Linked DNA regions of Homo sapiens: region 2 is linked to region 1. A link is a loop called in an ENCODE intact Hi-C map of the cell type or tissue named here. Cell type or tissue: ascending aorta. All regions are shown on one strand. Links, peaks and the distances in the headings refer to the core of each region. The heading gives the core; the rest is flanking DNA.

The links. Peaks named below come from ENCODE experiments on the same cell type or tissue, not always from the same donor. Only the 100,000 strongest peaks of a DNase experiment are listed, where the experiment ranks them.
Region 2: it touches region 1 in a loop (2.6-fold over the local background); 4 of 110 quality-filtered maps call a loop at or near these places.

The regions. Positions count from the first base shown.
Region 1 is chr6:159,371,192-159,374,107 of GRCh38, forward strand. No RefSeq gene overlaps it. Among named protein-coding and RNA genes, the nearest start is that of LINC02529, 11 kb to the right of the region's middle. In ascending aorta, for the core only: no CTCF peak of the experiment used is centred there; a DNase peak (open chromatin) is centred at 1,350; H3K27ac peaks cover 633 bases.
Region 2 is chr6:159,310,284-159,313,199 of GRCh38, forward strand. No RefSeq gene overlaps it. Among named protein-coding and RNA genes, the nearest start is that of FNDC1-IT1, 71 kb to the left of the region's middle. In ascending aorta, for the core only: no CTCF peak of the experiment used is centred there; a DNase peak (open chromatin) is centred at 1,448; H3K27ac peaks cover 1,042 bases.

The DNA.
Region 1 (2,916 bases), core at 275-2,774:
TATCAGTGTTCTCCATATTATTAGAAGTAGAATCCTTAACATTTTTGGGTCAAATCATATTAAGCAGCCAACTCCAGAAACCCCAAAACCAACAAAAGAACTCTATCCTTAATATTCTGTTCCTCTAGAACCACTCCTGGTACCAAAATCTGTATTAGTCAGGGTTATCTAGAGGGATAGAACTAATAGGATATATATATAAAGGGGAGTGTATTAAGTGGTATTAACTCGCACAATCACAAGGTCCCACAACAGGCCATCCACAAGCTGAGGAGCAAGGAAGCCAGTCCCAGTTCCAAAGGTGAAGAACTTGAGGTCTGATTTTTGAAGGTAGGAAGCATCCAGCACGGGAGAAAGATGCTGGCTGGGAGGCTAAGCCAGTCTAGTCTTTTCGCATTTTTCTGCCTGCTTTATATCCTGACCACATGGGCAGCTAATTAGATGGTGCCCATCCAGATTAAGGGTGGGTCTGCCTTTGCCAGCCCACTCACTCAAATGTTAATCTCCTTTGGTGACACCCTCACAGACACATCCAGGATCAATACTTTGCATCCTTCAATCCAATCAAGTTGACACTCAGTTTTAACCATCACAAGTATGCTGTTATAGTAGCAGAAAACAGACTGAGACACTATTCTTCATGAACAAATGGGGAGCAACAGACCCAGGGTCTGAGGGTCTTGTGGCTTGTGTTTCTTTTTCCCACCATGAGAATGAAATTGTCCTGAGCCACTGACAGTCTTCCACTACTGGTTGTACAATGACTGTCCATGTTACGCATATAGTATTCTTTCCAGCCCTGGCCCTATCAATAATATATCTGGTTTGTTCATAAATCATGCATTGGGTGATTTATTAATGTAAGGAGAAACTAAAACAGGTTTCCAGAACAAGGATAAGGATTTCCCTCTGCCCTGCCCATGTCACCCACTACTGGTCCTTATTTGATATTCGTCTTGTCTTGCTAACTCTAGACCATGGCTCTGATGCCAGCTTCTGGCCCCGCTTCTGTCTTGGTGACTCTCTAAACTCCATTCCCGGCTTAGAAACCCTGGTTTTCCTATGCTGAGTCTGCCTTCATGCCCTATTGCCACCCAGAGATAAGACCTCATGGTCCTGCAGAGGTCCCCGTGCCTCAGAGTCTCCTGGGCTTCCACCTTCTCTCCTGTCCTCTATATGTCCTTGTCCTTGTTCTTCTTGGAGCCTCATTGCTGCAAAACTTTTTTCTCCTGTCAGTTTCTCCCTAGTCTTCCTGTTCTGACTGATTCTGATGTTGATTTTTGGCTCCAGAGTCTACAGCCTTATCCCTCCTCTATGCTAGGCCAGCTCCCAGAACCCAGGCCAAGTCCAGATCCCTGGAGACCCATTGCCACACAAAGGAATTTGAAGTCCAGCTTTGCTTTTTCCCTCCAAATGAACTTGCATGTTATGTTAGATAAAAGACCCACACTCTAGCCCGACTCTGCAGTCTCACAGGTTCACCTTTCCAACAAAGGTGCGAGGTCAGGGTTTGGTGACTAAGTGTAGCAGGCTAGAACAGTTGGAAGTTATCTGGCCCAACACTCAGCCTGTCGCTGTGGCATCACTAGCACCCTATAGTAACCTTTGTTAACCAGACCCCTGGGTTCAGCCTGTTAGCCTCCCTCTTGGTCTGAGAAAACAACCAGCTACCCAAGATCAAGAATGCCACGTGCAAAAACTAGCAAGAGATCATGTATTCTGCTGGCCTCATTACCTGATTTAACCCTTGTCTAGGAGCATCTGTGTGAAGGCCAGGCCTGAGAAAGTGGTCACACACACATGGATCCCTTCATCTTTCTTTACTTTTAGGTGGTGATTTTTTTTTCTTGGTATTTCAGAATGAGGAGGTCTTTCAAATGGCTGGTGTCTTAAACCCTTCAAAACAATTTGTTTAAAATAAACTTAATTTAAACAATTTTGTATGAAGCAAATTAGGCAGAAATGATATTTTGATAGTGAAATGTGAGTAATTTCCTAAACATAGCACTTTGTCCATTGCGGAAATGTTTTCCAGTTTTTCCTGAGACCTCAACAGTATGTCAGCAGAAATTGCAACATCACGAAGGCGATTTTAAAAGGCTGGGCCATCAGATGTCATATCTGAGAAATACAGTTAAAAGGCTGGTGAAGAATTAAGGATTCTATGATTCCAACTGGAAACACTGAAATCTCCAAATTCTTCATTTCAACTGGATTCCAACCAAGTGAAAACACATTGAGAAATTAGGCCTTGCTCTAATCAGACAGAGGTAAGTTGAGAAGTATAGAGTGGTGGGAGGTAGCAGTTTCCTGGATGACAAAGTTCCTGGGCTCTCTCTGGGCTTCTGTGGTGGTGAGACTTGCCTAGAATTGCCACCATTCACAAGCAAGTATCTAAGGCCACCTCTGGTCCCAGGAGCACAGGCCAAAGGGAAAGTGCCAGAATGGGTTGGCCTGTGTTCACGCCCATGTTCGGTCCTGAGTTCTGTCTGAATCAGTGATCCCAATAAGCGGGCCGCATGGGGGCATGGCTGTCCTCCAAAGACTTCAGTCATTAAAGTTGTATGGTGTTCCCTTAAATCATCCAGTTACTCACTCACTTTGAATTGATTATGCATTAATTACTCTAAGTCTTGAGTAGACGCATACCTTGAACAGATGCATACACCATGTCTAATTCCTCCTCTGGACACATGAGGGCTCCAAGATCCTGGTTCCACTTGGGATATGATATCTCCAAACCCAGACCTGGACATGGGTGGAGGTAGGGGACCGGGAGCAGTACTTGATCACTGGATGCAATGAAGCAGCCAGTGGGAGTCAACATGCCCTGCATAAGCTAAACAAAAAGACAGGCACACGGTCTAACTGCGTTCCTGATCAAACGAGGAGGGCAGGAAAGCCGTGCTCAGGTAG
Region 2 (2,916 bases), core at 156-2,655, 61 kb before region 1:
GAGTATCAACTTGATTGAATTGAAGGATGCAAAGTATTGTTCCTGGTGTATCTGTGAGGGTGTTGGCAAAGGAGATTAACATTCGAGTCAGTGGACTGGGAGAGGCAGACCCACCCTCAATCTGGGTGGGCATAATCTAATCAGGTGCCAGTGTAGCCAGAATAAAGCAGGCAGAAGAACGTGAAAAGACTAGATTGACTTAGCCTCCAAGCCTACATCTTTCTCCTATGCTGGATGCTACCTGCCCTTGAAAATTGGACTCCAAGTTCTTCAGCTTTGGAACATGGACTGGCTTCCTTGCTCCTCAGCTTGCAGATGGCCTACTGTGGCACCCCACCTTGTGATTGTGTGAGTTAATACTCCTTAATATACTCCCTTTTATTAGTTCTGTTTTATTAGTTCTGTCCCTCCAGAGAACCCTAATATAAGTGATAACAATGTTATAACACAGCAATTGTCAATTAAGTCACCACTGTTGATAATTTACAACTCACTGAATTCTGTCATGAGTGATGTTCTCCCAACACCAAAGCAGTGGGAGGGTCAAAGTGTCGGTCAGGCTGAACTTTATATGCATAGAGTCACAAATTCAACTGTTCCAAGGAACAGTTTCCTCTCGGCAGGCTGTCTTTAGCGTGATATACACCAGGCCAGGGCGAATGTGTGAGATCTTGCTGGTTTTTGGGTAGTTCGAAGATAACCTAATTACAGGGCCCAAAGAATGGCGAAACAAGTCACCCTGGGTCATGGGCTAACTTAACAGGCACAATTGAGACAAGAAGGGACAGATGGTGGTGGAGGTTTATAACCTTTCTAGAAGTCAAGATAGGCAAGAAGTGGAGTGGCTGAGACGACCTAGGCCAGGCCTGCTGGCAGAAGCTGAAGCAAGCTCTAGGGACTAAAGTTAGCACCTAAGAAGGGTCTGGAAGCCAGAATTACCAGGTCTAGCATAAACCTGTGGACAGGGGTCCAGAGCTTTAGTTGGGGTTTCGAAGATCTTGACCCATCTCAGAGGACAGCCCAGGTTCAAAGTGGACACAACCACACACCAGAGCAGCTGGACACCTACCCTACACATTTAATTTCACCAGAAAGTTATAAAGTCAGTATTATAATCACTGCCTATTGCTGAGATGGGCAATAGTTTCAGATAATAGCAGTAACACAGTTAAGGTTTGTTGAGTATTCATACTGTATTAGCATGCATTAATTCACTTGATTCTCAAAATCCAAAAAATACTGAATGTCCAATGTAGACAGGGAATTGAGCAAAGTGCTAAGAATTTAAAGAGAAATAAAACATTGCCATCACCCTCATGAGCTTTGAGTCTAGCACAGTGGTTTCCAATAAGGACAATTCTGCCTCCCAGAGAACATGTAGCAATGCCTAACAGCCTTGGCTGTCACGGCTGGGGGAGGGTTCCTAGTGGCACCCAGCAGGCTGGGTGCCAGGATGCTGTTAAATACCTCACAATGCACAGGATGCTGCAGCAAAGAGTCATCCGGCCCCAAATGTCAACAGTGCAGAGCTTGAGAAACCCTGGTGGACAAAGTGGAATCTACACGTACACCTGTAAGTGCAATGGGGTGTCCCTTGTGAGGAGATGAGGATGTATAAGATGCAGTGGGAGTTGGATAGAAAGGATGATCAATTGTACTGGAGTGTGTGCAGGGAGCCAGGGGGTGCAATGAATGGAAAACGCTCAAGAAAGAGTTTGGAAAGATGGGTCTTGAGAGATGAGGAGGCGCTACCCCAGCAGCCGGGGTGTGGGTCAGGCAGCATCCTCTTAGCAGGGGCAGATGTATGAGCCAAGACCAGGGGCATGCTGTGGCCTCTTAATGCCTGGAGAAGCTGTCAAGTCCTTGGTATTAGGTTCCATTCAGTTACAAAAACTACTTTTTGAGATGTTTAAATACAAAGATAATCACATATCAGTTTTGCCCTCAAAGAGCTCAAATTGTATAAGACCAGCCATATCTCTAAATCAAAATAATTCCTCTTGGCAAGGTTTTGTTTTGGCACATAACTAAGAAAACATTGTAAGTTAGAAAAGTTCCCAGTGTTGATTCTGACGTGTATTCTAGACATTCACTACTGTTTGATTCACTGGAAAGGGTTTAAGATCAAGCCAGTGAAACCAATTTTCCTTTGTGAATGCTCTGAGTTTAGTCTGAGAAGTACAGGAAGTTAAGAAACTGCCCAGTAAGTTTCCTTTGCAAAAGAGGGCCTAATGAGATCAAGAGCCTATAAAATATTTTTGGAATTTGCTAGAACTTCTTGCACTTTCACCTAGGGCTGTCACTTTGTTAATAACATTTTCTTACTTCAGTCCCATTACATAGGAGTTGTCAGCTAACCAAGCCAGTCCTCTCTGCTGTAGATTCACTTATTAACAGAGGGCAGAAAGATGATTTACAGAAATGTTGGCTTGTATAGCCAGAATTTAAATGTACTCCAATATACTAAAAAAAAAAAAAAAAAAAAATAGCAATGAGATGTCAGGATAAAGAGAAAATGTACTAAGGGTTACATAAAACTCTCCTTGATGTGGCAAACAGACTTTTCTAAAACCCTGGTATTCAAACCCTCTTCTTATGGCCTAGGATAGGGTTACAGGGACATCATGTGCTTGATAATTGATCAAACCATTTGAAATAACAACATAAAAAGTTAAAGCTTTGACAAGCTTGATGCTTTTCAGAAGACAGCCAACTTGCAAAAGTGCTGATGTGCATCTTTGCAAAGTTCTATAAAATTGTGGTGGGAAAAGGGAAATTTATATTGGAAACCCTCCACTCATCAGCTGAATTTCCACTGCCCTATTTACCAGGCTGTCTGGCTAGCTGTTGGCTGGCTGTGATAGGGGCGAGGACAAAGCCCGCTCATGTCCAGATACAGGAGGTTGCACCTCGGCC